Linked DNA regions of Homo sapiens: region 1 is linked to region 2. Evidence: chromatin contacts called from ENCODE Hi-C or POLR2A ChIA-PET data. All regions are on one chromosome and are shown on one strand. Each heading gives the region's core, a stretch centred on a gene start or an enhancer-like site at or near the end of the contact. The rest is flanking DNA. Distances are from core to core; before and after follow the strand shown.

Region 1 (5,850 bases), core at 1,455-3,954, 120 kb after region 2:
ATGTTAACATACATGCTGACTTTAGCATAACTTGGGATTTTGCCCAATTTCAGATCTTTAAAAGAAAGAAAATCAGCAGCTCTTTTAGTTGGGGCTCCTGAAGTTATGAGGGGATCCAGAAATGCAGTGGCTGTGATTCCTGAGGGTGGTAGGTAGAAAGGAGATTGGAACTGGGGATTTGAGGGAGGACAGGGCACAGCAGCAGTGGTGGGGGGCACACTCGGGCTTTTCTCTTGCCCACCTGAGTAATTTAAAGCCGACTGATCCAACTGCGTCACGGACACAGGGCCTCTGGACATCTGCGTGAAGGAGGCGCTGTCGTGCAGCTGGGCCGGCTCGGGCCCTGTAGACTCGGCCATTCTGGTCTTGCTGCCGATGTCTGAGGTGGATCTAGATGGGGCAGAGGGACTGCGTTAGCACTGTCCCAGACCTCAGGCGGCGTCCCGAGCAGGAGGAGTGCGCCCCGTCACCTTTGGGCATGGACAGCTGCCTCCAAGCCTCATGAGGTCCCCAGGACTGGATTTATTCCCAGATAACAAACGGACTTCTAGGAACACCAGCAGGGCAGGAGGCACCCAGACTTGTAGCAGCTGTCATGGTGGCCTCAGCTGAAATCATTTTTAGACGTTCAAGGTCAGTTCTCCCCTAAGGGTGGCTCTCATGTCTCTGGGTGGTAGAACATTTAATTTCCACATAAAATAAGAAAAGCAATTAGCCTTGGGTATTAGCTGGGGATGGTCGACCCAGGGGGTGATGACATCATCAGCAGCCAGTGGGAAGGCTCTCTCTGGAGTGCCTGGTTGCTCCCTTCTCACCGACACCAGAAAGGGGACCCGGGACAGCTGGGGAGCCACATTCCCTATTCCTAACTGGCAGGAAGCACCAAGCCCAAGACTTGGAAGCTCGGGCTGCTCCAGGGAGCAGTGGACATTCTAACAGAACTTTTTTTTGTTCCCCGGGCAATCAGAGAATCAAGCCCATTTAACACATCCTATTTCCACTTAGTGCTCAGAAAGCCGTGTAAGAAGAGGGCAGCCTAGGCTCTGTAGACGTGGGCATCTCCTGGTTTTTCCAAAGGGTCCTTCAGCCACAGACCATTTTCCTTCACAAGCATCAACCCTTGCCTGAGGCAGTTTCACAGAGGGACTTCAGGCTCCCCTAAAATTAGCCCAATGGGAGAGAGGCAAAGACAGCTGCAGCAGGCCTGGCCCCCCACAGGGCCACCCTCTGAGCTAAGCAGTGGCTGTCACAGAGCAAATGACAGCCACGGCAAGGGAGAACATGGGAGGCAGAGGTCTGGGTTCCAGCTACCTTCCCTTTCATTATTTTTATTTTTTTGTTTTGAGACAAGGTCTCACTCTGTCACCCAGGCTGGAGTGCAGTGGCACCACCTCGGCTCACTGCAACCTCTGCCTCCTGGGTTCAAGCGATTCTCCCACCTTAGCCTCCCAAGTAGCCGGGATTATAGGTGCATGCCAGTACGCCCACCTAATTTTTGTATTTTTAGTGTAGACGGGGTTTCACCATATTGTCCAGGCTGGTCTCAAACTCCTGGCCTCAAATGATCCACCCGCCTCAGCCTCCCAAAGTGCTGGGATTACAGGCATGAGCCACCATGCCCAGCCTACGTTCCCTTTCCAAGCCTGTTTCCTCATCTATACAATGACAGGGGTAGACAAACTCATCTCAAAGGTTCCTTCCTGGTCTAATCCTGAGTTTATATGAAGGGCAGTGCACCCCCCACCCCCGATATGTGGCAAGATAGCAAATGGCGTGGAGGGGCCTGGGAGGAGACAGGTGGTTGAAAGAAGAAATAAGAAATTGATGCTGGCCTTCAGCAAACCTCCCACAAATTGCTGGTATGAGGCCCCTCCAATCCAGGACTCTCAGGAGTAACCAAGAAGCCCGTTGCTACTCTCCTAGGAAGGTCCAATGTGGAGGCTGTATGATGTGACCGTTCATCAGGGTGGGGTCTCCCTTCCTCCCTCTCTGCTTGCTTGTTCCCACAGCCCTGGCTTCCCACACACTGTTCCAGGCATCTGCTACTTGTTCAGAAAACCCTTCCTGGGAAAATTTCTGAGTTATGCTCGATAAGCAATTCTGAGACCCCTTTCTGGGGAACCCTGGAGCTTTTGAGATCATCTAGGCCCCTGTGCTCATGTTACAGATAGAGAAACAGGGGCTGGAGGGGCAAGGCCAACTGCTGGGGCTGCACAGCAGGTCAGGGTCTGCTGCTTTCCACCCAGGCTCGGCTGGTGGCAAGAAGTGACGTCTACGCCCCTCCGCATTCTAAACCACTGGCAATGAGAGCGGGGTCCCTCCTATTCCGAGGGAAACTCCTATTTTTCTTCCCCATTCACAAAGCCCAGACCCATGGTTCACAGATAGGATGTGATTTGTATGTTGGGGGAAGCTGGAGTAGGAAGGCCAGGGCAGTGGTCCACATGTACCCCAGGGCACAGTTCTAGCCTTTCCCAGTGCTCAGGGCTTTTGTTCTTCTTGTCCATCCTTATTAAAAACATGCCCTCGTTAGATTTTCCTAAAGCAAAGAACATGCTTAACATATGTGTTGCAATTGAGATATCTGACTTCATACATTTTCAATCTCTCCCTCTTGGAAGTCAAGAGTTGGGGTGGATGCCCAGACATGCCTGCCCCTCCCTGGCTTCTCAGACACCACCCTTAAATAACCAAGGGACTTTTGGTAGCAGCTGTTGTGGTAGCCTGAGCTGGAGTCATTTTTAGATGTTCAAGGTCACGGTCTGAGGCTTTCCAGGTATGGGGCAGTTGACCTTGGGCTTCTTCAACTGTGGATTCTCAAGAACTTTCTGGTTAAAAAGCACAAAAGCACCGTGATCTGTTCATTCATGGTACTTGGGATGCCACAGGCGCATGGTTGTCTGTACAGGTGACACACCCTGGATGGGGTGGAGCATGAAGGAAATTTGCCGGTGCTGTTGTCAGGTCAGGGTACATAGGACTGACCCTTTTCCAAATATTCCAAACAAAACAAAGAAAGGAACGTGTTACCGCCTGAGAGAAGCGACAGCCACAGGACCAGTCCGGGGAGGTACGGGTGGAGGCGGTGAGCCCATGACCATCTCAGGAAGCTGGGAAAACCTGTAAGCCTGTGAAAGAGACAAGCAATACAGGGAGAGTTGTTAACACCCAGGGTCGATCAGCACACAGGTTCCTCTTGTTTGAGGAGGAAGCAAACTTCCAAGGGTCAGACTCTGCCTCCTTACTCAGACTTTTTTCTAAGATCTTCCCTCACATGTTTCCAGCCATCTCTTCTACTGCACCTCCCACCACTCTCGCTGGGGCCACTGTACTTACAGGGCCCTCCAACCATTCTCAGAACACGCCAAGTTCTGTCTCACCTTGGGCTTTTCTTCCACCTGGGTGCTTTCCTCACCATTCTTCCCAGGGCTTCACGCTTCATTTCATTCATCCAGCCCCAGACTCCCCTAGAGCCCCATTTATCTATTTTTCATCATGGCAACGATCACTCTCTGACTTTATATGGTTGCTTGTTTATTTACGATCTGCCACCAACTAGAGTGTAATAAGGGCAAGGGCTTTGTTGTCAGAGATATCCTTATACCTGGAACAGTGCCTGGTATATAACAGGTTATCAATAAATATTAGATGATTAAATGGATGAATCATTGATTGTGTTTTACTTTCTCTCAAGGGAGAGCAGGTTTAGTGGAGAAAAGCAATGGATTTGGAGTGAGGACGTATGTGTGAAGGTCCTGATGAGCAAACTTTAGGTCCTTCAGCAACTCAGGTGACCTTTCTGGACCTCTTCTGAAATGGGGACAACAATGCTTGCTCAGAGGGCTGCTGAGAAGATCAGGTAAGTCTGTGTGTGTGTGTGTGTATGTCTTTTGCAATCTATAAAGCACTATTCAAAGATAAAAGACTAGAACTGTCACCAGAAAAGTGAAGACTTTTATCAACATGTGAGGGGATAAAAGCAAAACAGACAGAGACAGACAGGATTAGAAAGAGCCAGGCCACAACCTCCTTTAGCAAGAGAAAATCTAGAAATGCTCTCTGTGAAGACAAAGCTTCACTTGCGGTTCTCATCCGTTTCTTTCTTCAGGTATTCTGCCCATCAGATCTCTCAAGGAGGAGGATGACAGGATTTTAAACCTGAAGGCATCAGGACAAAAAACAGCAGCACAGGGGATCCACAAACAGGATTCTTTCAACTGAATAATGAAGTCTTCTCCCTCCAGCATGATGGCAGACTACATCTTCATAAGGGCCAACCCACTCAATAACGACGAGGTCCAGGATTAAACCTACTTTTTAATGCAGTGTGAAACTGCAAGATGTCAGGGAAATCCCAAGGGACTATTCCCCTACCCCACACCTCAGCAAACTAAAACAAAACCATGAGCTGAAACCAGAGGTGAAAATACTGAAGGTAAGCAAATACGAATGGCGAAGTGGCCTGGAAAACAAACGCCATATTGACAGTTGATGAAGAGATCAAGCCTTGGAACAGAACGAGGTGAGGTGGCTGAACCTGAGGCACTCACCTCCAACACAAAAGGAGGCTAGCATTGGTCCCTTCTAGGGAGGGAGGATGGATGGCAATGATCCCAGCTCAGGCAGAAGCAATTGTAAATCCTTGTTGGAGAAAAGTATCCCTAAAGCAGTCTCTCAGGATTAGCACCGATTAAGATGAAGCAAGTGGAGCTCATGATCTAAGACCATGAACACACCAGAAAAGTGAAGTTAAAAAGAGTAGAAAAAACAAACAAGATTCAGACCTTTAAGGACTTTAGAGTTTGGAACTTCCAGACACAAGACAAAAAATAACAACGTAAAAAATGTTTTTAAGAAATAGTTGACCAGGCTGGGTGTGGTGGCTCACGCCTGTAATCCCAGCACTTTGGGAGGCTGAGGCGGGCAGATCACGATGTCAGAAGATCGAAACCATCCTGGCTAACATGGTGAAACCCCGTCTCTACTAAAAATACAAAAAATTAGCTGGGCGTGGTGGCACGCACCTGTAATCCCAGCTACTCGGGAGGCTGAGGCAGGAGAATTGCTTGAATCCAGAAGTTGGGGGTTGCAGTGGGCCGAGATCACGCCACTGCACTCCAGCCTGGATGACAGAGCAAGACTCCGTCTAAAAATAATAATAATAATAATTGACCAGACAGATACTATTAGAAATGATCCAGCAGATTTGAAAAAGAATAGAACTTTCAGAAGTGAAACATGATTATTAAAATAAAAACATTCAGTGTAGAGGAAGTAAATAATAGATTAATCACAAATAGAGAATTAATAAACTAGAAAATGGAATTGGGGAAATTACTAAGAATGATGCACAATGGGCCGAGAAGATAGAAAATATAAAAGAGAAATACAAGACACAGAGGATGGAATGAGCAGGTCTAACATGCAGCTAACCGAAGTCCCAAAGGAGAGAAGAAGGAAAACAAAGACAAGGCAGTATTTGAAGAAGCAATGGCTAAGAATTTTCCAGAATTGATAAAATAAGTAAATTAATAATCCCAAGTAGGATCAATAAAGTAAAACACACATCTAGATACACTGTAGTGAAACAATACCAAAGGCAAAGAGATCTTAAAAGCAGCCCAAAAGGCCTATCACCTACAAAGGGATGGCAATGACACTAACAAATGGCTTCTCGTTAGCACCCAGAAGACATGGAATGCAAAGTGCTCAGAGAGGAGTCAACCTAGAAGTGTGTCAGCAATACTATCTTTCTAGAACAAGAATGAAAGAAAACATCTGCCCAGATCCAGAAGTACTGACTGAATCAATTTGGAAAGCTACGTTGCTGTGCTGTACTTCCAATTTTTT
Region 2 (5,517 bases), core at 2,650-5,149:
GGGTGGGGGAGGGGGATACAAGCAGAGAAGGAGGAGCATGTAAGCAACCCCATTTCCCCATCCCACCATCCATCCCAGCCCCCAGCTTCCCTGTCCCGCTGAGAAATGTGCCTAGGCTGGGTTCATCTCGCAGAGTTCGATACAGAAGGATCTTAAACTCTGTTTTACAAATGCTGAGGTGGAAGCCGGGGATTCGGGGCACCTCTAGGCTGCCATTTAGTAGGAACTTCTAGAGCATCCTGTTTTGCCTCCAAGCTAACTCAGATCTGCTGAGGCAGCGAGTTGCTAAACCATGAAAACAGGTGAGAAAATGAGTCTCCAGGGCCATTTGAATTTGCCTCTCCCCAACCAAACCGTTAGGGAGTGTCTGTCACTTTCTCAAGGGCAGGTATGGCACTGTGTTCAGCTTGATCTCTCACAGTCCTGAGCCCGGATGCTTGTACTTGATAGGAGTTAATGTCTGAAGGATTTACCTAAACAGCCAGTGGGAACCTCAAAGCCGATGAAACTACGATTGATTACCAAGAGGTAGGGTGTTGTTGCTAGGAGCTACTCATCATAAATAAGATGCCACTGGGGTTCTAAAGGAAACACGTAAGACTGTGTATTTCTCAAGCATTGTCCCTCTCTACTCCTGAGAAAAGGAGAAACCTTTTTTTTAAAAAAAAAATTCTACATCTGAACCCTTCTGTTAGAACCTTCTGATTTCTTTTTAAAAAACATTTATTTATTTATTTAGAGACAGGGTCTCATTATGTCGCCCAGGCTGGAGTTCAGTGGCACGATCACGGTTCACTGCGGCCTCGACCTCCTAGGCTCAAGCTATCCTCCCACCTCAGCCTCCTGAGTAGCTGGGACTATAGGCATGCACCACCATGCCTGGCTTTTTTTTTTTTTTTTTTTTTGCAGACACAGGGTCTCTCCAGTGTGGTCTGGAACTCCTGGACTCAAGCAATCTGCCTACCTTGGCCTCCCAAGGTGTTGGGATTACAGGCGTGAGCTATCACGCCTGGCCTTAAAACCTTCTGCTTTCTGATCTACCATAGAAATTAAAATGATAAGCAAATACTATTTTAGTGAAACTCTTTAGAAACCAGCTTCCAAAACAATGAGCAAACTTGGAGGGACTGTTTCTTCCACCCAAGCTTAGCCCTGGGGATGTGAATAGCCAAATTCTGGACTCTCTCTTCCTACCTACCCCTTTTCCAGCCAGTATTGGGGGCAGGGTGGCAGGGGGTGGGGGAAGGGCAATAGGAAGCCCCAGCCCAGGAAAGGGCTCTCCTGGGTCCTGCCTACCTGCATTGCTCCCCCAACCTCTACCACATGCCTCATACCATGCTGGGGAGAAAAGTGGAGCCTGAGCCAAAGCCACCTCTCCAGAGGGGCCTGGGCTAGTGCAGCAGGGGATGGCAACCTGATGGCACTTTGCAAGGTAGGAAGTGGCAGGGCTTAGCAGCCTGGAAAAGAGGTGCTGAGAGCGCATGGCAGAAGCTGTAAGCCCAGCCACATGGGAGAAGCAAGTCTTCCACCTGGCCAGACGCGGTGGCTCATGCCTATAATCCCAGCACTTTGGGAGGCTGAGGCAGGTGGGTCACTTGAGGTCAGGAGTTCAAGACCAGCCTGACCAACATGGTGAAACCCTGTCTCTACTAAAAATACAAAAATTAGCTGGGTGTTGTGGTGTAGCTATAGTCTCAGCTACTCAGGAGGCTGAGGTAGGAAATTGGCTTGAGCCCAGGAGGCAGAAGTTGTAGTGAGCCGAAAGCATGTCACTGCACTCCAGCCTGGGCAACAGCAGAGAAACCCCGTTTCAAAAAACAAACTAACAAAACCATAAAAAGCATGTATTTAGTGCTGCGCATTGTTTTTTCTTTTTGCATCAGGCTCTAATATGGCTTACATGGCACTGTGGGATCCTGTTTTTGTTTAAGAGTTTGGTATTTTGTTCACTGTGAATTTTTTTTGCATTAATTTTTATTTTTAAAAATATTGCATTAAAATGTTATTTATTTGATTATTCAGTTTTTTGGCACCTCTTCTTAAATTTGTGCCCCAAGCAAGTAGCTTTCTTGCCTCACCTTAGTTCTGGCCCTGACAGTTTGGTAGCTTCATACTTTGTCTTCTGCATTAGGTCATAGCTGCACCAAGTCCAAGTGCAATAGGACAGCAGAAGCAAATGCAGTGTACCTGAAACTCCTACCAGCTTTTGGATTTAAAACAGGTGGCCCATCTGAAGTAGAAAATGGAGACAAACATAAATCAGGATCAAATACCTTTACAAGCATTTGTCTATGTAAAAAGGTATGGTTCCCTTGTAAACAGAAATGATTATTCTGTCTTCATTCATCCATTCAACCTGAATTTAAACTTTCTAGTTGTTGAATAACTTGCTAAGCCCTGAAATTAGAAAGATGAGTCAGACTGAGAGTTTACAGTTTGACGAGAGAGACACAGAACAAGTACTTGAAATCCAATTCAATAAATGTTCTTCTAAGCATATGCATAAACAATTTGGAAGCACAGAGATGTAGGCAGAGTTTTTTGTTGCTGTTGTTCTGTTTTGTTGGCTGGGTGGCAGGGGTTATAACTATTAAGCAAAACCATAAATAGAAGGCATTAATGGTATGAAGAATGGAGGAAATGGATTTTTTTGGGGCGGGGCATATCACTTCCACTCTTCCAAATAATTGAGAGAAACTTTCTCCAGGATATGGAAATGTTTGGAGAACTTAGTGACTGATGCATGTATAAGCTTGGAAAATTAACATTTATTGAGTATCTGGCCAGGCACTTTACATAAAGCGTTATCGCCATCCTTAGTTCACCAGAGGAGGGGTGGTTTTAGAGATGAGGGACAGTCTCAGAGAACTTAGGCGTAACTACGCCAGCATTTCACTAGTAGTGAAATAAATGACGGGCGTGTGAAGTCCAGGTCTGTCTGGATTCCCCAAAGCCCCTTACACCATACTACCTTTGGAAAAGCAATGGAAAAGAAGAAATCAGGCAAGTGATGTATGGACCCATTATACTTCCCCCACTCTCATTTTAATATCACCTTGGCAAAGCTGAAGAGCAGACATCTTCGTGCCTCCATCAGTTATGCCCTCTGGGAGTCTCAGTTCATCCCTTCACACGCGGGATACTTAACTCTGCGGGATCTAAACCCTGGCCAAAATAAATTTTAAAGCTGGAAAAAATCCACACTGTACCCTTTGCATTGCCCTAATAGGCTGAAAATAGCCATGATAACCAAATTAAGGGACAGCGGCTGAGACTCAGACTCACTCCTTGTACACATTTTACTTAGGAAGGCGGGGAGGGGCGTGAAGTTAAGCCCTCAACAATTATTTCCTTAATTTGGGAGAAGGGCCTTCAGCTGGCGTCCCTGGCTGATTCTCAGCTCTGCTCTTGCTGAGTGGACAAGTCTCGGAGCGGCCCTGCTGTGTGCGGGGGACAAGCGGGGTGGGGAAGGCTGAGCGGGGAAAACGAGGGGTTCTCGGGTTGGAAAACAAAGAGAAGGAATGGATTTGGGGACCAAGGGCGTGGAGGAGTGTCAGATTTTGAGCGAGGCTTCCTGCATACTGAGTGTAAAATTTCGCAGGAGGAGTTGGGCAGACCGAGGCAGATTTGGCAACAAAAGGGTCCCGGGCTGGGCAAGTTTACGAACCGGGATGCGAGAACAGAGCTGGAGAGATTTGACGCGGAGCGCGAAGAAAGCGGGCTGAACTCGCACTGCGCCGCTGGCTCCCGGCTAGCGGGCGGGGTCTCCAGGGAGCCGCACCTCAGCCCACCCTGAGGGCGGGGCTGGCCCGGCGGTTACATAACAAACCTGTGAGAGCGGCTGGGGGCGGTTCGGGCGCTGGTGGGGGCGGGGCAGGGGCGGGGCCAGGGCGGGGCCAGACCTGCACCGGGCCAGGCAAGATGGCGGCCATGGAGACCGAGACGGCGCCGCTGACCCTAGAGTCGCTGCCCACCGATCCCCTGCTCCTCATCTTATCCTTTTTGGACTATCGGGATCTAATCAAGTAATGGGACGACACGCATGGCAGGGGTGGGGGCATGGGGAGAGGAGGCGGTGAGGCAGGGGGAAAGGGGGTCGGGGCCGCTGACAGGACCCGAGCTTCCGCGACACCAGAAGGTGACGCCAGGGCCGCCCTCATCCTGCGGAGCCACCGGGGACCGGGGCGAGACGGGGGCGGAAAGGGCCTCGCCCTGAGTCTTCCTCCTGTCCTGGGCCCAGGTATGAGAAGCGACGAGATATCTCTCTCCCAGGCCTCGGTGAGGCCCACTTGCAAGAGAAGGAGGTAGTGGCCCTCGTGCCGCACCGCCGCGCTCCGCGGACCCCCGCTGGCCCCGCAGGTGCCCGCCCGGTTGGGGTCAGTCCCTGCTGCTGTGTAAAAGCCCCTGTCCCGGCCAGGCGCTCTTCTCTGCTGGGTCCGGGGCCTGCGGAGTCTGGCGCCGGGGTGGGCAGGTGGGTGAGCGAGAGGAGAAGATAGGCAACCCCTTACTCCCCTGGCGCGACTTCCCCAGCGCCAGAATCGCTGTCCGGGCTCACTTTCGGACTTCAGTGCGTGAGAATTGTTTTGCTGTCAGCATTGCTCCTTACGGTTCGATGTTGGATTTTATGTTTTGGTACTGACTTCCGGTGATGCCATACCGGTGACTATCTTTTCTCCTGGACACCTTGGGTTTCCCACATTACTAGCATCTGTTCCAGAAATAAACACCGGTTGCTGATAAGGGTGGTTCAATGCCCAGTTTCTTCAGAACTTGGGACTGTCTGGGGTGGTGGAAGAAATGGCGCTGCCAGCCCGCCCCCCAGCTGTCAGGATTGTTTACACCCTTGACAGGGGGTGGCATGGCTGTGAGTTTCCTGTGCTACCGTATATATTTGCAGAGGATGCAAAGTCGCCCTCTTAGGATAGGTGGGCGAGATTTGTTTTGTGTTTGGATTAACCATTAGATTCTAGCCATTTGATGATTGTGCCCTGTGTTATTAGAGGTCTTTTTATAAATACAGATTTCTTGGAGCTACAGATAGTTGTTGGCCTAGCTAAGTGGTGATAGAGAGATACCTCAAGTTTTTGGTCACTACCTGTACTGGTCGCTACCTGTACCTGCTAGCAATTTTATTTTTCTAGAAAATACTTACAATTTAACTAACAGTCTCCAACTTTTGATTGCTGCCAGAGTAATCTTTCCAAGACACATCTGGTTGTCATTCTCCTTAAAACCTGTGACACCCCTATGTTTATAGACTATAACCTAAACTTCTGGGGCATTGAAAGCTCTTATCATCTGGCTTGTATATCTAAGGTCCTCCAGGACTTATTTCTCCACCACTATCACATTTGCACCATCCATTCTAACCAAATCAGACCTCTGCCAGCATACAACACACTTGCACTTTCTTTTTTTTTTTTTTTCCTGTGGCTCAAGCTCTCGACCTTGCCTGGAATGCCTTGCCTACCTCTTCTCAACTTGGCAAGGTGGAGAAGATGCCCTCTCTACCTTCTT

Evidence for each region. Hi-C counts contacts between places; a loop is a spot of excess contacts on that map. ChIA-PET counts read pairs that join two places held with the same protein, here RNA polymerase II (POLR2A). Pooled maps may share reads with other maps.
Region 1: a loop to region 2 is called in a pooled map, with 2.1 times the contacts of the local background. The contact joins the enhancer-like site here to the promoter of FBXO3 in region 2. A Hi-C loop is called at or near these places in 1 of 50 pooled maps. POLR2A ChIA-PET finds 5 or more read pairs at or near these places in 2 of 52 experiments (IMR-90 and OCI-LY7).

The regions. Positions count from the first base shown.
Region 1 is chr11:33,653,290-33,659,139 of GRCh38, reverse strand. KIAA1549L (KIAA1549 like) reads right to left here. Exons shown (of 21, transcript NM_012194.3): 18 at 3,031-3,128; 19 at 242-390. LOC105376617 (a long non-coding RNA gene) reads left to right here. Exons shown (of 4, transcript XR_007062647.1): 3 at 3,695-3,859; 4 at 4,109-4,867. Among named protein-coding and RNA genes, the nearest start is that of C11orf91, 45 kb to the left of the region's middle. RefSeq lists enhancers at 2,578-2,667, 2,784-3,983. Within about 2 kb of position 2,704, at least 3 of the 41 ENCODE cell types and tissues checked have a DNase peak (open chromatin) inside an H3K27ac peak, as active enhancers do.
Region 2 is chr11:33,772,902-33,778,418 of GRCh38, reverse strand. It overlaps FBXO3 (F-box protein 3), which reads left to right and starts at 3,899. Exons shown (of 11, transcript NM_012175.4): 1 at 3,899-4,025. The coding sequence starts at 3,922. It overlaps FBXO3-DT (FBXO3 divergent transcript), which reads right to left and starts at 3,720. Exons shown (of 3, transcript NR_120550.1): 1 at 3,668-3,720; 2 at 3,056-3,165; 3 at 2,749-2,971. RefSeq lists silencers at 3,807-3,906, 4,367-4,436 and an enhancer at 4,385-4,885.